Regions from separate parts of the Homo sapiens genome. Here regions 1 and 2 are each linked to region 3. The links are chromatin loops, found by intact Hi-C in ENCODE. Cell type or tissue: endothelial cell of umbilical vein. All regions are shown on one strand.

The links. Hi-C counts contacts between places; a loop is a spot of excess contacts. Peaks named below come from ENCODE experiments on the same cell type or tissue, not always from the same donor. Only the 100,000 strongest peaks of a DNase experiment are listed, where the experiment ranks them.
Region 1: a loop joins it to region 3, with 2.8 times the contacts of the local background. A loop is called at or near these places in 2 of 110 quality-filtered maps.
Region 2: it touches region 3 in a loop (5-fold over the local background); 2 of 110 quality-filtered maps call a loop at or near these places.

Annotation. Positions count from the first base shown.
Region 1 is chr1:200,036,093-200,044,092 of GRCh38, reverse strand. NR5A2 (nuclear receptor subfamily 5 group A member 2) reads right to left here. Exons shown (of 8, transcript NM_205860.3): 2 at 4,298-4,435; 3 at 201-319. Among named protein-coding and RNA genes, the nearest start is that of NR5A2, 12 kb to the right of the region's middle. RefSeq lists enhancers at 2,878-3,680, 7,268-8,000. In endothelial cell of umbilical vein, no CTCF peak of the experiment used is centred here; DNase peaks (open chromatin) are centred at 812, 1,472, 4,412, 4,972 and 3 weaker places; H3K4me3 peaks cover 4,772 bases; H3K27ac peaks cover 353 bases; H3K27me3 peaks cover 1,282 bases.
Region 2 is chr1:199,728,501-199,736,500 of GRCh38, reverse strand. No RefSeq gene overlaps it. Among named protein-coding and RNA genes, the nearest start is that of NR5A2, 300 kb to the left of the region's middle. In endothelial cell of umbilical vein, no CTCF peak of the experiment used is centred here; a DNase peak (open chromatin) is centred at 3,140; H3K27ac peaks cover 1,030 bases.
Region 3 is chr1:199,781,033-199,789,032 of GRCh38, reverse strand. No RefSeq gene overlaps it. Among named protein-coding and RNA genes, the nearest start is that of NR5A2, 240 kb to the left of the region's middle. In endothelial cell of umbilical vein, no CTCF peak of the experiment used is centred here; DNase peaks (open chromatin) are centred at 4,692 and 7,862; H3K27ac peaks cover 2,217 bases.

The sequences.
Region 1 (8,000 bases), 260 kb before region 3:
TAAACAGCATAAATTTCTTTGCCTTTTGAACTAAATCAGACACACACTTCTAAGAATCATCTCCCTAAGACTCTCTCTTTCTCCCTCATTTTTAGTTGAGTCTTTAAAAAAGGAGCCTAAATTTAGCTTAAAAGAAGTAATCCACTGGTTTATTTTGGTGTTGGACATTATATTTTTCAGGTAGCAATGTGTGAGCAAACCTTGCAGCTTTCACAGGTGAGGAGCCCATAATGGTACCCAGACACTTTATCTCCACACACGGGACAAAGCTCTTCCAGATCTTCATCATAGGAGTAATTCACCATTTTAAATTGAGACACTGAAACAAAAAGAGAAATGTATACACATATTCAATTAATTTACATGTAGGTGTTAATCCTGCAACAAAAAGCATTTTGGTGATTGCTGGGCAAATATCACATGGTAAAATATAAAATAAAAACAATTTTTAGCAAGGTCTTACTGAACTATTTTTACAAGTAAAACATCTTTTGTCATCAATAAGCATGGACCTCATATAATTCCATGTGCCACAAACAATTCCAACTTCTTTTGTTAACATTTTAAACTGACCGCTTTTAAACACAAGTCTCATAACTCCACAAAGCAACAAATAGAGACATGAATTGCATAAGGTGACAGTTTAGAATTTCTTTTAAATCCCTATGAAGTTAAATTCCAAAATGTCACCTTCGCCTAAGGTAGAGAAACAAGCGCAGGCTTTATTCCCTCCCTCTTGAAGTGGTTTGCTGCAAGTGCACCTTGCTTACAGGGACAGCAGCACCAATTTGCAAACTCTGTCCGACAGAGAAACTGAAGCCCCAGAAACCCGCTTCTCAGCAGCAGCCCACTTTAACTAAACAGCCTGAGGCTCCCAACTTTCAGATCTGTTAGATAATCGAAACATTCAGTTCCGTATTGACAGTACTTTTCTATTCTGGATACTTTCATCTCCTTACGTTTGAAAATCTGTGAAAATAAAAAGAAGGAAAAAGAAAATAGAGGACGCCCGTACGGGGAAAAATACCAGAAGAGTAAAAGACACACAGAAGGGTTTTGGTTTCAAAGTATTGAAGCCCTGTAATGAACCTCACATGTTTCCGATCATCATAGCAAAATATAAACACCTCGAGATCGCCCTATTAAAGTTAAACAGAAATCAGGCCGCCACGACGCGCGGCGCGGCTCACTGCCGGGATCGGGTAACCGCCTTGCTCCGGACGCAGACCCACGAAGGCGTCTTCGCAGCTAAAAAGATGACAAACTATGCACAGGAAGGGCAGTGACCAGGAGACCCCAGGAAGTGCCTGATCCGGTATTTCCCGGAGACTCCACATCCACACAGGTCAAGTATGGGAGCGCGGGGCGCGGGTGGGCGGGCACCCGCAGGTCTGCGCAGCCGGGACCCTGCCCGCACTCCCCCGGGCACTCTTCGGCGAAACCCGTGGGCGCACCAGGCTCTCGCCTAGGCTCTACCTCCTGCTACCCAACGGCGCACAAACACGCAGCCGAGTTTGTTTTAAGTTAATCAGTGGCGTTTGCAGGGGGTGGGGCAGGTGGGGGATGGAAAGCCACGGCCGGGCAGAAGTTTCCTCTGATTTGTTTACCAAAAAGGAAAGAGAAATAGCCCCCACCCCATCGCCAAAGTCCTCCGCCACAGTATCGCCGCAGTGATGACTTGTTCTTTTGAAAATAAAGTTATTTTTTTTCTCTTTGGTTCCCGAGCTCTTCGGTCGGAAAGGGCCGTCAGGGGGGTCACTTGCAGCACTTTGCGGCTAAGGACTGCGCGCAGACCCGCGGAGTTGACGCGTCTCTTCCCGGGCCACAGAGCCCTAGGATGGCTCACAGGGGAGTGAGTTAGCCAGAGTTTGGGAACATTCCGAGAAAAGAGGCTCCAGAGAAGGCAGGAGCCTGCCTTCGTGAAATATTAATAAAGGGATGCTAGGCGAGGTCCTCCCAGCGGTGCCAGCCTGAATCCCAGCCCCAAGAGACCCCCACTAGGGTTTTAGGAACCTGGGGGTTTGGGAAGGGCCGAGGGTTCAGAAATTCCTTTATAGCCCCTAGACGTTGATAGCTCTCCTAACAATCGCGATGACAGTCTTGAGGCATGTTTTAGGAACAAGGCGAAAAGCGCACTTTCCCAACTGTGATCTTTTCTACCTCCCCTTCCCCCAACAAAGTAAACTCTAACTTTACACCAAAGGGGCACAGATAGGCAACTGCTTTCAGAGGGACTCCGTGCCTACCTCGGGGACCCGACATCGAAGAAAGACCGAGGCATGAGGTAGAGACTCTCTTGAAAAAACCCAAAGACAGAGGCTGAGTAGGGAGACGCTGCTGTGTGAGGCCTGGGCACCTTTCAGAGTTTCCCAGATGCTCTGGTGCAGCCGAAGTAGGCGTTTGGGGAGGCGAACTCATCGGGGCAAAGAAGCGCCCACACTCTTCCCCAGTTTCGGTCTAGGGAAAGAAGAACGGACGGCGGTGCCTTGGAAAGCTAGGGCCTCAGAGAGGCGCACAAAGTTCCCTCAAAGTTGGGCGCGCTGCTCTGTCCCGGGACCATGTAGTGGATCGTCTTTCTGGGCTCCTACGGAGGCGTCCCAGGTGGGAACCAGAGCAAGCAGGAGAATGGGGTCCCCATCCCCCAGGGGCTCCTCCCGACAGGCAGGCCTCTAGTCTCCGACGAAGCCTTGCCCCGGCGCTTCCCATGCTGATTTCGAACCATGGGCTGAGTGAGTGGCGACTTCTGAGCCCAGGCACCAAAGAAAAACTACTTCTCTGGTTTGGGGGCACTAGGTAGTGTGTCCAGAAGACCCCTCTCGAACTTTCCAAAGAAAACGTTACCAATAACATTTCTCTCTCCGCTCTCAAAATAAGTCTTTGGCTTCTCGCGCCAGAACAAGAAGCAGAAACTTTCCTTTTGGAGCCAAGAATCGTGCCGGCCTCACCCAGCGACCCCAAGGGTAGGCCCTCTCCGGAGCTGCCGGCTGAGGTCCCCCAACCCAGCCCCCCAGCGCCACTTCCCCGATGCCCCACACTAAACTGGAATTCCAGGTGCCCGGAAGAAAGGCTTCTTTGGACCAACCGGGTTCCCATAGCAGCCAGACCCACAGGTCAGCCTCCGGGGCTTCAGCTCTAGGGGACTCTCACAGCCCTACCTAGAGGCTTGGGGAGACCCCAGGATGACCGATGGGGTAACGGATCACAACCCGCACGGCGCACGCCCTCCAGCTACGTATTTTCCCCTCCGCGGTAGGGCGACTACAGGTCCCCCGGCCTGAGCGCCCGGGCGCGCCGCCCACTCAGCACCGCAGAGTGCACCAGCCCTGAACTCTGCTCTCAACACCTCCCAGTCCTTTCAAGTTCGCGCAAGGGGATGGCAGGAAGCGTTCCGGGATCACAGGCCCGCCGGCCCGCACATCCTGCACCCTGGAAGGGGCGAGGATGGAAGAGCACCGGTGACTTTTCCTAGCATTGTTCCCTCCCTGGCCCAGAGCAAATGAGATAAACTTCTGAAGGGCTTAATACAAGCCATAGGGTTGCTATTTTGGAATGAGGAGAAAATGTAGCCAGCGGGATTTGTTTTTTTGTTGGCAATCAAGAGCTGGGAAAACGAATGGGACCTCCATATTTTCAGATCTCAGATTTTAAAAGGGGGCAATAAACGAACCGCTGTCCTCCCACCCCCAACTCACTCAGCACTACGCGTACAGGGGATGGGGTTGGGGTAACTTGTTCCCTTCAGTTCTGCCAGCAATGTTGAATTGTCCAAATCCGAGCTGGCTGCGGGTGTCCGCCTGGGCTTTTGGTGTGGTCACATGTATTCTAATAGCGCTAAGACAATCCTTTCGGAGGTCACCTCTTTCTGTAGTTGACTTTCCTAGACTGGGTCGCCTCCCTCCACACAAGAGTACTGGTTGAAGTACAGTACACACCAATTCCAATGACAGAGAACCTGTTCGGGTGTCCAGTGAGACATTCCATTTCTTAGAATGATCTTATTATTCTAAAGTACCTTTAGCCTGAAGCTGCCCTGCTTGGGTTGCCATAGAGCTGGAAGCCTCTCTTTCCTTAATTAGAAGCGGCCAATTAGACGTTGCTTGGAAAAACCTCTGCCCCGCATTGTTCAAGAGCCATAAACTTTTATGCCTGCACCTGGGGAGGGGGCTTGACTCCCGCGGCTGCGAGCGCCCAGCGGGGCTACTCCCGCGCCCGCGCGGGGCGGGAGGCTGAAGCCTGCAGGGCGAGCCCGGGGGTGGGGAAGCAGCGGGAGCCGGAGCGCCGCGCGGCGCCTCCTTACCTTGCATGTTTTCCGGCATCTGGCCCTGTTCCCCATGCGATCGAGCCAGTCCCAGGGCTTCCGTCTCCACTTTGGGCAGCATGACAAGGCGACCGCGGGCGGGGATGGGGGATCCGTGTCGGTCCGGAAGCCCAGCACCTGGACACGGGCAGCACAGATTCAACTCCGGCGAAAAGAAGGAAGGGGCGACCGGGATGCCTGCTAACCCAACCCTCTCGCCTCGCCGGAGCGTGCCTCCGCCTCCTCGGGGCTGCCGGGCAGGACCTCTGAGCCCTGTCCGGTCTCGCAGCTCCGGAGCCGCCCCCAAGCTGCGAGGAGGAGGTCAGGGTTAAAAAAGGAGGCGAGGAAGACAGCGTCCCGGCCCTCTGGTTCGGCTCCGCAAGGGCGCAGGCGGCGGCGGTGGCGAGGACGCAGCTGCCCGGGGCGCGGAGCCGTGAACCGCCGAGCTCCCGGCGGGCAGCGGAGGCGACCGCGGGGCTGCTATTGCCGCCCCGGCTGTGCCGCTGCCACTGCTCCCGGACGGCTCGGGCGACTCCTTCCCCTCCCTCCACCGCCCTCTGGCTCAGGATCGGCAGGGGTCTCTCTCCTCTTTCTCTCGCCTCCCTTCTCTCTCCCCTCCTCTCCGCCCCTTCCCCCTATCTCTCTCTGCCTCTCTCTTGCTCACTATCGCAAGTGTGGAGTTGTGAAGTTCCAACCTCCCTCTCCTGCCTGGTCCACTCCCCGCGCGGGACCGAGAACGGCCCTTCCCAGCCCCGAGGGTGACGGTGCTGGGAAGGACAGGGGGGAAGACGAGGGGGAGAAGGAGGTAAGTAGGGCCAGGGGTTGGGGGAAGGCTGGATTGAGGGGTGAAGACAGTGAATGCGGACGCGGGTTCCGGACTCAGGTCGGACACTAGCCGCCAGCCAATAAGGATGAGGCTCAGGCTCCAGTCCCCCGGCCTGCCCCAACCTCTTCACCCCGCCTCACCCCCTCCCACCCCACCCTGGCCCGGGGCGGGGGGATGTAAATGCAGCCGGGTCTTACAGCTAGTCAGAAGCGACCTCTGTCTGAGCGTGGCGGCGAAGGAGAAGCAGCCAGAGCGGCAATTTCCTCGATCTGAGGGGAAGCAAGAAGAAGGGATGGGGGCGCGGGTGGGCGTGTGCCCTTGCTAGTGTGTCGGATGAGGAGATGAAGGGAGTTAAACACCCACTTAAACCATTGAAAGGAGAAAATTTAGCTGACCGTTCTTACATGCAGAGTTGGTCTGCGGTCAAGGGTCCTCCAGCTTCAACTCCCCAGGGCACTGAGACCCTGAAGAGGCGACACGTGGGCCCCGGCGCCCTGAAGGGGCCGAGGGTCAGCTCAATGAGAGGCGGGCCACAAGCCAAGAGCTCACTCATAGAATTAGAGGAAGGGGCAGCGACTCCTCTTTCCCCAGTCTGCTCCCTAGTCCCTTCGTTCACTTTTAAAAGACCCTCGACTGGAGCCCAAGATCATCTAAGCGACAGACTTTCCAGTTTTAGTGACCTGTGTTTCCACACGGAATACAAGGATCAGTCCAGGCTGTACTTTTTCATTCTGTTGTCTGATGGGACCATCCACTTGAGGCCGAGGCCCAGCATTTAAAAAATGTTTTAAAGAACCATCTGTTACGCAAGCTCTTCGACCACCAGCCCAGCCGCATCTTCAAAGTTTTCAGATCTCCTCCCAACAAGATGAAAAACATTCTTTCCAGCCTCCTGACTGCATGCGAAATGCCTCATATTTAGAATCTGCTGTGCAACGAAGTAATTATCAGAGTCCACCCACAAGGGGGTGAATTTGAATCTCAAAAGATCTAAGTTTATTCTATTTGAATGGTATAGAGATTACACATTGAAACTGCCCAATCCGGTATTTGGTGACTTGGAAATTATTCCAATCTTTGCAGTGCATAATGTACATAAAATGGGTTGTTCATCACCCACCCACACCTGGCAATTCAGGTACTACTGACTCTTAATTGATTTGTCATTTTGCTCTTCAATATATATTCAGGATCAAAGTTATTTAGACTTCAGCTTTAGTAGCAACTTCAGGTTTCGTGGAAACATTTAAACTTATGAAGGCCTGTCCATTAGTTTGTATGGAGAAGTGGGCTGAAGTTGCCAAAAGCTCCAATTTTTGTGATAGTATCAAGTATCACTGTCACTACATTTCAGTATTCCTAGTTGTTTTAAGTATCACTGAGAACTAAGAAAATAAAGAAAGGGAGTCAGTTTCAGGGCTCACTGCAGTGGTTGCCCTGCTTTGCTCGTGAACTTTGAAAATCAGTTTATTTCAAAGCCTTAATTAAGAAGAACCTCCTCCCACAGCAATGCGAAGAATTTATGGGTGCACTTATGATACAGCACCTTTCCCAGACCCTAGCATGGCAAGGATGCAGGACTCCAAACGCTTGGTCCTAAGAGGAAACCTCCAACCCCTAGTGTGTGGTGGTGATTTCACCTCTGCTTGGTGAAGCCGGGGGAAGTTAGGAGAGTTGAAAGAAGTTGAAAGAGGGTCTGACAGGACCTTGAAATTGTAGTGTATCAAGAAACCCTGCCTTGGCTTGAGGCTGAACCTGAGGCTGAGGCTGACCTAGTGAGACAAGCTTTGTGACCATGCTCATAACGCCAGCTGCCAGGGCCAGAAGGGACTTGCTTAGGCCACACTAGCGACTTCTTGGTCCATGCCAGTCTACCCTCCCACCACATCCCCGAAAGATGGAGAGTGGTGGTGGCAAAAGGCCAGCTGGCACTCATTTATCTCTCCACAGGTGGACTTTCCAGGAAAGAAAAATCCTCACAAAATGGGAGGGGTGCGGGAGGGAACGGTGGCTGGGGACTGGGTTTTAAAAATCCATGCTTTAAAAAATTAACGCAGGAGCTTGTATCACGGAGGGAAGCCCTTTCCTTTGCTTTGAAAGTCTAGTCCAGGCCAAAACCTAAGCGTAGCAGCGAAATGGAGGGGGACTGAAAGAGCAGAAAGTCTCGAGCGAGAGAAAACGACCTTTCCTAAGAACCAAGGGAACTCCTAGCTCAGAAGCCTAAGCCCTCGGCGCTCCAGGCCTTTAACTCGACGATGGGAAACGCTCCCTGGGGGCAGCCCTATTTCAGATCCCCTGGAAGGATGTCAAGATCCCCGCCAGCAGTGGACAAGGCAAGGAATCTTCCACTGGAATTGATTCTTGCCAGAGACCCGAGGGCACACAAACCTTCCTCAGGTAGCTCTGCAAGGGATTTAAGGAAGCAGCTGGGTCTCCATCCAAGAGGCAGAGGCAGGGGCGGCGGCACCAGGCTTCCAGCGTCAAGCTCATTACTGCCCTCCAAGTGCACCCTTTCTTCTCCCTCAGAACTCCCTCCTCCCTCTGAGCACTCACTCTGGTCCTTTGACCCTTCAATTCTGCTGGGCAAGGGACCCCTGTTGAAGCCGGGGACCCGCTAGCTCAGTGACCTTGGACGGGTCTGGGCGTCCCCCAGAAAGCCCTCTCCGAAAGGAAGCTGTGGGAGGAGGAACCCGAGTTTGCGGTGTCTAAGATGGGTTATTTGAGAATGGTTCTGGGTTCCCGAGGCCACAATATGAAGACAGCCAAGTGGCTGCGGGAAGGGAAAGCAGTTGAGATGTAAGTAGGTGGAACCGGGTCTGTGTGGTCTAAACGCCGGCGCCAGCGGTGGTCTGCACTGACCCATAAATACACCTACCG
Region 2 (8,000 bases), 53 kb after region 3:
TAAACTGGTTATAGAATGCTATCAATGAAGATAACTAGTGTAAGATAATTTGATACTGTACAACTTAATAAAGGTCCTAGTCAATATCTAAACCTATGATATTAGTTTTATGTTGGAAAATAAATTATACAATGGAACAGGAAGGAAACAAGTGTTTATATAGTTTTTAAATTCAAAATCAAGACTTCCCTAACATATGCAAAGTAAACATGCATATTTTATTCATTTAATTACTTTAGAATAGTTGAGAGCACCATAAATATCTTAAAGTTTATGTTGAATTTTTTTATTAGGATAGCATTTAAACATATACTAATGAGGAGTGAAGGAAAATACTTAGGAGTAAAATTGTGTTGAATATTAAATAAACATTAAAAGTTACAACACTTTGTGGTCCTTAGAGACACTTTACAGAATAACATATAGTTATTGTAAAAGAAAGCCCAATAATGCAACAGCCTCCTAATTGGTTCTCTTAACACGTCTCTCCCTCCACAGTCCATTTTCCACAATAAAGAGTTATCATCCTGAAAAGCTGATCTGATCACATGCCTTCCCTTCTTAAAGACCTCTGCTGGCTCTCTGATGCCAGAGGATGAAGGCTAATCTCCCCAGTCTGGCCGGAGCCTGCTCCTCCGGCCTCATTTCCTGACAAACTCCTCCGCACACCTTAACCTCTGGTCCCTGAACTGCAGAAGCAGGGCAGAGTGGGGCAGGCAGGGCTGAGGAGGCAGGGAAGACGTTTCATGAACACCACCTGATCAGTGCTTCTCTCTTTGGGGTGCCTTGTCCCCTTTTTAGTAACCAAAATGATCTGCAGTTTCGTTATCCACTCTACCCTTTTACTTCTTCATTTGGCCCATTCACTATACTCCAGCAGAGAAATGACAGAGCAACAAGAAATCAAAACATTCTCACAATATAGTGCAAAATGTAAGGAGAAAATATACTCTCGCTCCCTTCTCTTGCTGTAAATTACCTCATGGGTATGGAAAATGACAGATACCAATTCCCTATGGAAGTGGAAAAAGGACGCATCGCCACGAAGAAAGTGTCCAGAAAGCCCCTTCGATCTGCTGAGTAAGGGATGTTCAAGGGTCTCCAAGCACAGCTCCAGCTTCTTGAGCTGAGTTAGGCACCTAAGTGCTCAATAGATGTTTGTTAGTAAAATGAGTTTAATTGACTAATAGATGTTAGTAGGTTGAAGGAAGGGGAATCATTTTAAGGATACCATATATAAATTTATTTCAGATACTGTATTTCTTTTTCTACCAATACACCGACACTTTCCTTGATAAGAAATTTTGTTTTTAGTTTAAGCGAAAAAAAGAATGCAGATTGAGCACCTGTTTATTAGTAGGAGCTACAAATTCTTAAGGGCCCGAATGTGTTGGGTCGTTATGGGCATTTTCTTCTTTTTGCCTCCACACAACCCTGGAAGTTGGTATTATGAACCATATTTGTACACACACAGGGATGTAGTAAAATCTCTCAAAACATGCAGATATATAAGTGATGGAGTGGGGATTCGAGCTCATGTTTATCTGATCCAAAGGAAATGATCTTTCTATTATGCTTCCTATTTATATAGACCAGAGGCTTTAAAAAAATTTCTTTCAAGCTCAGGAAGTCATTGATCTGAGGCCCCTTACTAAGAAGACATTTTTCTCAATTCCCTGAAGTTTAACATTAAGGACCACTATTTCAGTTGTTGTGAGTGGGCAAGGGGGAAATAGATGATTTCCTATGTAATCTGAGCCCGTCCCCTTCAAGATCTTTATATATTGTGTTGCAGACTCAAAAATGAAAGTAACCTTCTTAATATCTTATTTTATCATTCTTATAATCTTATTTTATCATTCTTATAATTGAAAGAAATATTACAAAAGTATATTGAAAATTAATTGACACAGGGACAAGGCACTAGTACAAATGAAATTTCCATGTAACTGTCGTTTGTTTATGCAAGGAATATCACTTCACAAACTATTAAACCCAAACTATGGCAGAGCATAAAAGAGCTTGTACATCAAGCACTTAGTTGAAAGTTACGTTATGCTAACTAGCTGAAGAGCTTGTCAACATCTCCTGGGTTAAGTATGCCACCTCTTTGATCATCCAAAAAGGTTTCCAACACTGTAGGTGGTCCTAATTAACAGGAAACTGTGATCTTCTTTTACGACTAGATTTTACAAGTCAGGCAATAGAGCACGTTCTATTAATGCTTACTAATATCGTCCTATTCAAATCCAAATATCTCCCCAGATACACAACTGATTATGAATGTGTGTCCTGTTTTAATAGTATCTTTTAAGAGAAAGTTTGATGCTGCTTATCTAAATATCCTCAGGGTTCCTGTAGTCAATTATATTTTCTCATCATGGACTAAGAATGCCCACCCTTAGAGTAAGCTTCATATCTGAATAATCCACATCTGAATTCTACCTTTGATTTAATTTACATGATCTTCCTGGGAAGGAGGAGGATGTGAGGGTGTGTGTATGTGTGTATGTGTGTGTGGTGTGTATGTATAGATGGTGTGGTTTTATCTGTATTTAAGACCTTCTATTTTAACAGCCACAGGAAAGAAACTGTTTGCTTTACATACATAAATCACTTTTAATAGTTATGCCAACCACACAAGATAGTTATTTTGATGTTCATTTTATTTATTATTTATTTTTTTAAATATTTGTATACTTTATTCATGCTATAGTAGTAAAAAAAAGAAGCTTTCAAATTATATACATAAGGAATGAAATTTTAGTAACTTCCTTAGAGAAATATGACTCTGAGGAAGTCACATTAAGTCTCTATTTTCTCATCTCCAAAATCGTTATCATGATAAATATCTCATAGTGGTGCCTTTGTAAAGGACTTGGTCCACATTAGTCACTCAAAATTGGCAATGTTATATTAATTTTTGTTTATGAATTCCCAGTTTATCCTAAATTGGTTTGCACCAACAGAGAGCAATTAAATCCGATTACATGATCTTTTACATTCAGAATCCCTTGTTTTCACTAGCCCTAACCATGTAAGCAGATTTTCCAGGGAGCATTAGGTGAGGTATATGTATCTCAAATATTTTCTATTAATAATAGTAGGTGATTTGGTAATTAGAAATACCAGCCTCACATTACAGAAACAAAGCACTATTTTTAAAAAGTAATTTGGCCTTTGGCTCACACAACCTGCTGAATGTTTTACTGATTACTCATGGACATGCATTTTTTTCGTTTGTTTTGTTTAAGAGTTCCAGGTGTTCTTTTTTTTTTCCTTTTTTTTTTATTATACTTTAAGTTCTAGGGTACATGTGCACAATGTGCAGGTTTGTTACATATGTATACATGTGCCATGTTGGTGTGCTGCACCCATTAACTCGTCATTTACATTAGGTATATCTCCTAATGCTTTCCCTCTCCCATCCCCCCGCCCCACAACAGGCCCTGGTATGTGATGTTCCCCTTCCTATGTCCAAGTGTTCTCATTGTTCAATTCCCACCTATAAGTGTGAACATGTGGTGTTTGGTTTTTTTTTGTCCTTCCGATAGTTTGCTGAGAATGATGGTTTCCAGCTTCATCCATGTCCCTACAAAGGACATGAACTCATCATTTTTTATGGCTGCATAGTATTCCATGGTGTATATGTGCCACAATTTCTTAATCCAGTCTATCATTGATGGACATTTGGGTTGGTTTCAAGTCTTTGCTATTGTGAATAGTACTGCAATAAATATACATGTGCATGTGCCTTTATAGTAGCATGATTTATAATCCTTTGGGTATATACCAAGTAATGGGTTGGCTGGGTCAAATGGTATTTCTAGTTCTAGATCCTTGAGGAATCACCACACTATCTTCCACAGTGGTTGAACTAGTTTACAGTCCCACCAACAGTGTAAACGTGTTCCTATTTCTCCACATCCTCTCCAGCACCTGTTGTTTCCTGACTTTTTAATGATCGCCATTCTAACTGGTGTGAGATGGTATCTCATTGTGGTTTTGATTTGCATTTCTCTGATGGCCAGTGATGATGAGCATTTTTTCATGTGTCTGTTGGCTACATAAATGTCTTCTTTTGAGAAGTGTCTGTTCATATCCTTTGCCTACTTGTTGATGGGGTTGTTTGTTTTTTTCTTGTAAATTTGTTTGAGTTCTTTGTAGATTCTGGATATTAGCCCTTTGTCAGATGAGTAAATTGCAAAAATTTTCTCCCATTCTGTAGGTTGCCTGTTCACTCTGATGGTAGTTTCTTTTGCTGTGCAGAAGCTCTTTAGTTTAATTAGATCCTATTTGTCAATTTTGGCTTTTGTTGCCATTGCTTTTGGTGTTTTAGACATGAAGCCCTTGCCCTTGCCTATGTCCTGAATGGTATTGCCTAGGTTTTCTTCTAGGGTTTTTATGATTTTAGGTCTAACATTTAAGTCTTTAATCCATCTCGAATTAATATTTGTATAAGGTGTAAGGAAGGGATCCAGCTTCAGCTTTCTACATATGGCTAGCCAGTTTTCCCAGCACCATTTATTAGATAGGGAATCCTTTCCCCATTTCTTGTTTTTGTCAGGTTTGTCAAAGATCAGATACTTGTAGATGTGTGGTATTATTTCTGAGGGCTCTGTTTTGTTCCATTGGTCTAGATCTCTGTTTTGGTACCAGTACCATGCTGTTTTGGTTACTGTAGCCTTGTAGTATAGTTTGAAGTCAGGTAGCATGATGCCTCCAGCTTTGTTCTTTTGGCTTAGGATTGTCTTAGCAATGCGGGCTCTTTTTCGGTTCCATATGAACTTTAAAGTAGTTTTTTCCAATTCTGTGAAGAAAGTCATTGGTAGCTTGATGGGGATGGCATTGAATCTATAAATTACCTTGGGCAGTATGGCCATTTTCACGGTATTGATTCTTCCTATCCATGAGCATGGAATGTTCTTCCATTTGTTTGTGTCCTCTTTTATTTCATTGAGCAGTGGTTTGTAGTTCTCCTTGAAGAGGTCCTTCACATCCCTTGTAAGTTGGATTCCTAGGTATTTTATTCTCTTTGAAGCAATTGTGAATGGGAGTTCACTCATGATTTGGCTCTCTGTTTGTCTGTTATTGGTGTATAGGAATGCTTGTGATTTTTGCACATTGATTTTGTATCCTGAGACTTCGCTGAAGTTGCTTATCAGCTTAAGGAGATTTTGGGCTGAGACAATGGGGTTTTCTAAATATACAATCATGTCGTCTGCAAACAGGGACAATTTGACTTCCTCTTTTCCTAATTGAATACCCTTTATTTCTTTCTCCTGCCTGATTGCCCTTGATGTTCATTTTAGAGATTAAGAAATCAAACTCCATCTGTGGAAAGATGGTAGATTGAATACATGCATCTAATTTTATTTCTTTTGAAACCTCAGTGAAAAATACAATAAAGAGATTTGTAAAAAATATAACCAACAAGATGGAGGGATGAGAGTAGGCAGAGTCTGTGTGAATGTTACAAAGCAAACAGATGAGGGACAACTGACTTACACCAGAGGAAGCCAAATCTTACTCAAAATATGGAAGCTCAGACCCAGTTACAGGTAGAATTCCCAAAAGGCTCAGAAATGCTCAGTGCTGGGTATAAGGTGGAAATAACAGGGCGTAGAGAGCTAAAGTAAGAATTTACTGAACACTGTTTAAGAAGTAGATTCGAAGATGCCTTTTTCTGCCCTTTGCTGCTGGGTAACTGTTCATTTTCAACTCCCAGAATTCTAGTAGTCCAGGTGTCACCCCTCAGGCAGGAGGTTGGAAGAGTCTTTGCTGGAGAACCAGAGCAGCCCCAGAGGAAAGACCTAAAGATCCTACGTAACAGGGTGTCTCCAAAATGGACCAGCAAATCACTCCAGAGTAAAGCTCATAAATGACAAGTGGCACCCACCGAACAGTGCTTATTAAGTCTCCACACTTTTTTTTTAACCTTATTTTCCTCTGAAAATTGCATAACAGTATAGAATACATATTATAAGTAAACAGCTGAAACAATTATAAAACAAACAATTATCAGAAAGTTGCCAGCATTCTAAAGCTCCCTGCGTGTTCCTTCCTAATCCCAATACATTCCTTTCCACTAAAGGAAACCAGTGATTCCAACTTTTATAGTACTTGCTTATTTGCTTTTCTTTGCCAACTAAATGAGGATGCCTAAATACTGATATATATGTTAATTAGTTTGATTTAACCATCCCACAATGAATACTTATTTTAAAATGTCATGTATACCATAAATATATGCCATTTTTGTCAATGTAAAAATAATTTTTCAAAGCCTTATAAAGTAATCATAGGAAGGCAGTGTGGTATTAGAGCAAGGATAGACAAAACAAAACAACAACTGATTCAGTGTTACCTGCCTTTGGACTTTTTATAAATGGACTCATAAAGTATGAATTATTTTGTGTTTAAATTTTGTTATGTGATTTACTCATATATATTGTTAGTAATAACTGAAGTTTGTACATTATTATTGCTGTATAGTATTCTAATATTTACATGAGTATCCCACGATTTATTTATCCATTCTACTCTTGGATAGTGGATGCTGGAGTTGCTTCTAGTTTGGGGCTATTAAGAAAAATGTTGAGTGACATGTTTGCTCAATCTTCTGTTGCATATATATGCACATGCATTTCTTTAGGGCATGGGTTGGCAAGCTTTTTCTGTAGAGGGCCCCAGAGAGTAAATATTTTAGACTTTGCAGGTCCTATGGCTTTTTTTGTTACAACTACCCAAATTTGTGAAGAAGCACCCATACCTAAGGGAATAGGCAAGGCTGTTCCAATAAAACTTTATTTACTAAAACAGGTTGTAGACTGGATTTGACTTGAGGGCTTTAGTTTGCTAACTCTTATTTTAGGGAATCTGCTAGGAATGGAATTGTTGATTATAAAGTAAGTATATTTTCAATAAAACCAAGCTGGTTTTCAAAGTACCACAAACAAAGTATGAGATTAATTATTGCTCTGTATCTTCTACTTCAACTCTTGGTATTGTCAGCCATTTTAATTTTAGCCATTCTGGTGGACCTGTAGTATTATCTTATTGTTGTTTTAAGTCTCAAATCAGTGATCAGTTTTGAAGTTTTCATGTCAATTGACCAGTAGGATATTTTTTCTTTTGAGCAGTACCTGACAAGGGGTTTTTTTTTTTTTTTTTGGTGGAGGTTTGAGGGGAGAATTTTTCTATTAGGTTGTCTGTTATTTTCTTATTAATTTATAAAATTTGTTTAAATATTCTGGATAGGAACTTTTAAAAGTTATTCATGTTATAAATACCTTCTCCAACTTTGTGGCATGTTTTTACACTCTTTTACTGTTTTTTTTTAAATGAATAAATGTTCTTTATTTAATTGGTGTCATTTATTAAATTTTCTTTAATACTGGTATTTTTGTGTTCTATTTAAAATAAATATTTCTCTGCTCTAACATCTTGAAAATATTCTACATTTCGTTTTATATATGTTTTGCCCTTCATATTCATGTCTGGAATCCATTTGAAATCACTTTTTAAAAATATATGATTAGCTGTTAAGTTAGCTGTCAAGTTTTAATTGTTTTCCATAAGAATACCTAATTGACCCAGCACCATGAATTGAAGACATCGTTCTTTCCATGCTGCTCTGCAATGCTAATTTTATAATAAATTAAGCAGCTATAGCATATGTGTTAGTCTGTCTCTGGTTTCTCTTGTCTGTTTCATTTTTTTTTTTTTTTTGGCTATCCTTGCTCTAATATCACACTGCCTTCATATTATTACTTTATAAGTCTTTGAAAAATTATTTTTTAAGTTGACAAATAAAAATAGTGTGTATTTATGATATACAACACGACATTTTAAAATATGTATTCATTGTGGGATGGTTAAATTAAGCTAATTAACATATGTAACCTCACATGCTTATTATTTATTTTATGGTGAGAATGCTTAAAAAAATCTACTGTCTCAGCAATTTTTAAGAATACAGTACATTATTATTAACGATG
Region 3 (8,000 bases):
AGTTAATGCATAGTCTTTAAAAAAAATAAAAAGCTTAAATGTACCATGCTGAATGGGTGGAATAAACAATAGTTGAGAAACTAAAATAGCATAAGAAAAGACATTATGGTATAAAGAAAGAGCAAATGAATTTAAAATGTGTGTAGAAAATATGAAATCAAATGTGTGATGTGTATATGAAGGTGAGATTGCATTTAGGTAAACACTTTTGTTTCTTTAGGGGTGACCTCAGTTAGTGTTTAGTTAAGATTTCAAAAGCTTGTGCAAAACGTAACACATTCCTAACTCAAAATTTTCACCCACCATGTAAAGGAGCTGCATGTTACAAGAAACCTGGAAGAAACTGCTTGTGTAGACTCTGAAGGTCAGCTTTTATCTGGCAGCAACTTCTTATTACTTTCAGCTCTTTCACATTTCCTTCAAAATGATCTATGTTTATGAGAATAAACAATAATAAACAAGGCTCTTCTGGGACTGACTCTTACCCTAGTGGCTTCTAAAATATGATACCTGATGTTGGAAGTTTAATTTCAACTTTTAAATATGAAATATTCAGCTTCTCCACTCTGAAGCTGAATGCCCAAGCAGAGACATTTCAACTGTGTCTGCTGCCTATTCCTTTTCCTGCAAAACAGATTCAGTCAGCATTTTAAGGAAAAACTCATTTTTTATCGGTGGCCATTTCACACAGAATTTTAAAATAAAACAATGGAGTATTCAGTTAGCCCCAGTGACCTCTTCCAGATTCCAGGGTGGGGATTTAATGTCTGTTATTTGAACCTACTCTGACTTCAGATGAGTAAGAAACATCCCATGCTTGCATTAAGTTGAGGTGGAGGCATTCGGTTGGAGCTGAACACGGTTAAAACAATTCTTCAATTTGTATGAAGTAGATGTATTCATCCAAGCCAAGAATCCTTCCCCATTCTCACCCCAACCATGTGCAACATTTTACACATGGAGACAGTTGCATTGATTCACATATCTTGTGGCATTTCTTTCCTTATTTATCTTCATAAAGGTCATAGAAGCATCCACCATTCCTTTTCAGCTGGGCACAGTGGTGAATTACAGAGCCTCTGCAGAATCAGACATTGGTCTTACTGCAAACAAGGATGCCTCATCTGAATGGCTTACAGTTTGAAAACTCCATTTGTGGCCGGGCGCGGTGGCTCACGCCTGTATTCCCAGCACTTTGGGAGTCCAAGGCGGGTGGATCACAAGGTCAGGAGTTCGAGATCAGCCTGGCCAATATGGTGAAAACCCATCTCTACTAAAAAAAAAAAAAAAAAAAAAAAAAATTAGCTGGGCATTGTGGCAGGCACCTGTAGTCCCAGCTACTTGACAGGCTGAGGCAGGAGAATCGCTTGAACCCAGGAGGCAGAAGTTGCAGTGAGCCAAGATTGCACCACTGCACTCCAGCCTGGGCAACAAAGCAAGACACCATCTCAAAAAAAAAAAAAAAGTTCCGTTTGCATCATGCACTTAAAACCTTTTTACACATAATACTTACACTTTTCAAAATGAGTCACTTTGGTTTCTCAGTCATAAGGAATTTTTCGTCAAAATAGCATTGAATCTGAGCTGAAGTTCTAATATTCACGTCCCCTTGGAATAGAGTTGCCAGATTTAGCAACAGACAGAAAAACAAATATAAAACAATAATGAAACAAAATACGCAGTTAAACCTGAATGTTGGGTAAATTATATATATATATATATATATTTTAGTGTGAGTATGTACCATACAATAATGGAAACATAGATATACTAAATATATGCAGTTTATCCAAAATTCAAATTTAACTAGGCATCCTGTATTTCATCCGTCAATCCTATCTTGTAACCATTATGGATAACAGGAAAGATTGTGTTTTACAGCTAAAGTAATTGAGGCCCAAAAGGGCAAAAAAGCTTTTCTTCAGTATCTCAATCAATTGCTGTGTTTTGGTTATTTTACTGTATGGTACTTCTCAGGCACAGCTGAGAGGAGGCAAGATTGTCAAGGGCACTTTCAGATGTTCTTATTCTCTCTGAGAAGACATTTTCCCCTCAGTTTTCTGTTCTTGGCCTGCCTTAGCTTTCATGAAAATGCATATTCAGGTAACGCCCAGTTGGAAAGGCTCCATTACCTTATTTTCTCACTGTGGGTTAATTATTGATTTACTGGCTTATTTACTTCTCCCTCGTGAAGTGAATCTAGATTGGTGGAATTTCAGGCATTAATTTGTGATAGGTGAGAGAAAAAATTGTGTGTTGGGATGTGGGTTCTCACAACATTATTAAATTGGGACAAATTCCAGTACGTCCTAAATATTAATTGCATCAACCTGTAGCTGATTGCTGAATACAAAGTCACTTGGAAAGCTTAACACAATGTAGATAAATAACATGATTGTACCTCGGTTCCCTGCCCCCGAGTAATTTGGGATGAAGGATTAGAATATATACTCTACCCTTACTATTTTGTCATAAAAAATTTTCAAATACAACAAAGTTGAAAGAATCATTACAAGGAACACTCATATACTGGCCACCTAGAGGCTACAACTAACATTTTGCTACGTTTAGTTTATCACATATCTTTTCATCTTTCCATTCTTTTATCCATCCATCAGTCCCGTCTTTGATACATTTAAAAATAAGTTAAACACCTCAATACACTTCACTCCTAAACATTTCAGCAGGTATATCATTAGTTAGAACTCAAGAATTATTTGTGATTTTTTTAAGGCAAAAATTACACACAGTGGAAAGTACAAATCTTAAGTGTGCCATTTGGTACATTTTGACAAATATATATGTGTGTTTATGTATAGATACACATATACCTGTGTAACTTACAGATTACACAGATTATATCCATGTAGATATAGGACATTATCATCACCCCAGAAAGTGTCCTTGTGGCCCATTCCAGAATAGGCAATTACCATTCTAATTTTCTTTTTTTACCATAGTTTTGCCTATTCTGATCTGCATAGAAATAAAATCACACAATATGTACTCTTGAGTAAGGCTTCTTTCACCCAGCATCATGTTTTTGAGATTTGCCCATGTAGTGTGCATCAGTAGTTTCTTTCTTTTGATTGCTGAATAGTATTTAATTTTATAAATATACCACAAAATGTTTAGCTATTTACCTGTTGAGGAGCACTTGAGATGTTTCCAATGTTTGGCTATTATAAATAAAGCAGCTATGGACATTCTATTATCTGTCTTACCATGGACATGTGTCTTCCCCCACCCTCCTCTACTCCCTTTTTTCTGTCCTCTCCCTCCAATCCCCATCTCTACAGTAACCACTCAGGAGTGGAATCAGCCAGGTTTGGGAAGCATTTTACTAGTTTATGTTATTTGGAAAATATTGGTTATCATATTGACTACCTATTTAGGTTTGTTCTAGGGTACAAATCTAGACGGATTTTAGTTTTCCTCTTGGCTTCTTCTCATTTTGTTCTGAGAACTCACAGGATCCAAATCCTCTCTAAAGTGTTGGAACCAGTCTAGGATACTCTGCATCCCTAGAACATGCTTAGAATAATTCCTCATTGTATTCTGGATGTAAGACATCTCTGATAGGATCTTTCTCAGAGTCAAATTATACGATGTGGGTGAATGTGGCATTGACTTATTTTTCCATTCACTGAGCATGTATTTAGTAGATGCTGTATACTTTTCCTGAAAATACAAAGATGTATAAAATGTGGCCCCTGCTTTCAAAGACCTCATAGACTTGTGGGGAAACAGACGAGACAAATGGCCATTTTGATACAATGTGATAAATATTTTGGAAGATGTAAGTATAAGGTTCTGTGGGAGCACACCTTAAAAATGCACTTGACCCAAAGTGGAGGGCATCACACAAGACTTTCCAGGGGATATGAAGACTAAATCATGTTGGGAATGGACCCAGGGGCAGTTAAATAGGCAGGCAGGAGAGGGAAGTATGTTGTGGTTATAAGGGCTATGGTGAAGTGCAGCAGGAAGGAGATTGGAAGTAGCTGGGAAAGATAGTCAGTGGTGATAGGTGAGGCTAGAGAGAAGGTGGGAGGCTGATGGTGATGAGCTTTTAGATTACGTTGAAGGGTTTACTCTATATTATACAAAGCTTCTGTGCACCTATATGTATATACGTGAGAAATAGATCACAGACTGTCAGTTATTTCTGTGTCTATTTTGATAAACTGAAAAGAGCCCCAGTTTAGTGCCTTGAGCAATTTATTCTTCAAATAAGGTTCTCAAAGAGGGTAAGGCATCCACTTGGTGATGCTGGGTGAGATTTTCTTTAAAAAAAGAAAAAAAGAAAATGACTCACTATCAGGCCATATTTGAAGGGAAATTTCAGAATCTTTGCTAGAACTGGATAACTGCTGACCCTAGCATCCTTAAATTAACCTCCCAGGAAATGCAAGATTTATAAGTTGTGGGCTTTTTTTTTTCTTTTGAAATAGGTCTTAATAATTCAAAGAACTTTTTAATGATTTTAAAAGTGCATGTTAAGTACTTGATGGATTGGATCAATTCAGTCTTTGTAGTGCTGTGTGTTGACATCCTCCTCTCTACATATGGAAATTCGACAGATGTACAGAAATGCTACACAGGACGGGATGTTTCTTTATGGCATTTCCTTGTGCATCTCATTGGAGAAAAGAAATGTGTATATGTACTTTATAGTGAGTCATTAACTATAAAAACAAGCTTATTCACAAACCTGCTTTGATCTGTATTTCCTGTGATTTATCTTTGCTGTCTTAGCATGTACTGAATTCCTGATTGTTATTAACTCCCCAAATATTTTACATCATTCCAGATAATCAATGCTTATCACAGTCAATACAGATGTTACAAGATCCTAGAAGAAAGATGGTGTCAGCATAATAACATTTTAATTATTATAGCATGTGTTTTCAACTGTATCTTTTGTTTATGGCATCAGCTAACAAAGCTACTGTAACATCTGGTTCATAGAAAGTATTAAAATGATTGAACATGTAAATCATAGCTTTCCCCACCAAAGACTTAAAGTAATAGTGTGTAACTGCTTGAAGGTACTAATGCTTGTTTAATTAATTTAAATCATGCTGGTAAGACTATATTTTCACTTTCTGTTCCCCTGAACTTGCACTCTCTGCAGGGTTACTCAACTGTTAATGTAAAACAAATTTGCTTGTGGATGGTTTAATGATATGAGATATTTGATTTGAACTAACATATCAGTTTTGTTAATGAAATCACAAGTTGGGCTGTTGTAAGGGAAACAACTTTCTTGTTTGGCAAAATTCTGTTTGGTTTGTAAATTTTATTTACAAGCATTATACACTTACTTTTGTCTATACTGAAATGTAAAATCCTGGAAAGTGCTGTGAAATGTGGGATACATACTTTTCAAACTCTTTCCCATGTATTTCACAGCCACTACTCCTGCAGAGTTGGAAACTACATTTTGGAGAAAGAATGAGCGGGATCAGATTGCTGGTGCAGCATTGTCTAGCTTTTCCTCAGTAATATCTCACCACTTCCTTTGTAAATGGCACAGTTCTGCCAACATGTGTTCACATTCACTCTGCTTATTGGAAGAACTGTGGTTTCATGTCAAGGGGTTGCACCAAAGGCAACGGCACAAAAGTTATACTGGATGGAGGGTGCAACAGCTGGATCAGCCACATGCACTTCGGTCAACTCATCTTCACCTGAAAACTAGATGCACAGGGAGGGTGAGAACTTGTTCATGGTTAAAAGTGAAAGGTCTTTTTTCTCCTGCTTTTTACATGAATGTTTGCTCTGATACAATAAAATGCCCTTGCTTCTTCCCAGGTGTGAGACTAGGCAAATTGCAAACTACGTTGTCATGAAATAAGAGATATCACAGAGACTCAGTATTTTTTAATAAAATACTAGAGGAAGTATCTGGTAATATCAAAGCTGATGATGGTTATAATGGAAGGAGGCCTGTGATTCCAAAAATCTTTTTTTTTTTTTGGATCTGCTGAAATGAGGGCTTATGGTGGAAAAAGAAAGGAGGGAACTCTAGCACTGAGAAAGATTATCAGATATGTTCTACTTTCTTGGGCTCTACTCTCCAAGGGCCTACACTCTCTTAACCAAGCAAGTTTGTAGAGATTTTTCTTTTTTCAGCTCAAGATACTGAATATGCTGGGCATTCTCACAAGGACTAGTGCAAGAAGATCTGGGGTCAGTGAAGAGTATCATATGGGGTCTCAATTTTAAAGAAAGGGTAGAGAATATAAATCAGCACTAGCTGCTTCCTCATGAGAACATTTTGTTACGGTAATGCAAGGAAGTCTGTGAAATGCTAAATGCCATGGAGGCAGGTGGTAGCCTCTTAAAGTCTTAATGAAAGCTTGAGAATTTTATCTAATTCATGTCATTGACTTAAAGTAAAACTAAACAAAAACCATTCTGGAAAAAATGGGTATAGCATTTACTTAGAATTCTATCTAATTCATATCATTGACTTAAAGTAAAACTAAAAAAAAAAATTCTGGAAAAAATGGGTATAGAATTTACTTAATTAAAAAAAAAAAGGCAAAATCCTTCAGAGAAGCAATAACACTCTCCACGTTCTTCCCAGCAGGACATCGTGTTTATTAAAACATCATCGTCACTTAATTCCTTTGATTATCTTATAAGTATTACATGATAATTTCACTTTTAGGAGTTTGCCATCTTTAAAATTTTGTTTTTAGTTTCAATACCTTTAGAGGTACAAGTGGTTTTTGGTTACATGGATGAATTGTATAGTGATGAAGTCTGAGATTTTAGTTCACCCATCACACGAGAAGTGTACATTGTGCCCAATATGTAGTTTTTTATCCCTCACATCCCCCCCTCTTCTCAGTCTCCAACATCCATCATACCACTCTGTATGCCTTTGTGAACCCATATTTCAGCTCCCACTTATAAGTGAGAACATATGGTATTTGGTTTTCCATACCTGAATTACTTCACTTAGAATAATGTCCTCCAGCTCCATCCAGGTTGCTGCAAAAGACAACATTGCATTCTTTTTTATGGCTGAGTAGTATTCCAGGGTGTCTATATACCACATTTTCTTTATGTTGTCATCGGTTGATGGACACTTAGTTTGGCTCCATATCTTTGCAATTATGAATTGTGCTATGATAAAATACGTGTACAGGTGTCTTTTTGATATAATGGTTTCTTTTCCTTTGGGTAGATAACCAGTAGTGGGATCGCTGGATCAAATGGTAGATCTACTTTGAGTTCTTTGAGAAATCCCCATACTGTTTCCATAGAGGTTATACTAATTTACATTCCCACCAGTAGTGTATAAGTTTTCCTTTTTCACCACATCCATGCCAACATCTATTGTTTTTTGACTTTTTAATAATTGGCCAACTTTTAAATCACTTGTTTGTTCAACTTTTGAGTTTCCACAGATGAACAGATAAACAGATAATTATGATAAAATGTGGAAGTAAAAGAGGTAGGCATGAGATATCACTGAGAGTTAGAGGTCAGGTGTCTAAACCAGTTTGGAGCAGAAGTCTCAAGGAAATCTTCCTGGGAGATTGTTGGTTTTGCTGGAGGACAAATGGATTAAGGGGTGAAAAGAAATAAGGCTGCTTTTGTGGGCATGGGCATATCACAGCGTATGAGCTTTTCTAATGACATCCATTTATAGAGATTTTTCTAGACATAAAACTAAAATGCAAGTACATTTTAAGGATTATATACATATTACAATGAAAGGAAAAAGTTTTGATTATTTGACAGAATTGAAATTCAAATATATAAGGTAACTGAAAGGTTATTTTGGTATTAATCTTCATTTTGTAGAACAACATTGCTGTATACCATTTAGAGTGTTACTCACTGCTTCTGTTTATATTAGAAAAGTGGTTCAACAATCAAAGGAATCCAGGGTGTGTGAGTCATTTTTTTTTTCTTTTTTAAAAATGTAGCTATGCTTGGAGAATCAATTAAAAAAAATCAATGTATGTAAAAATGCTGTT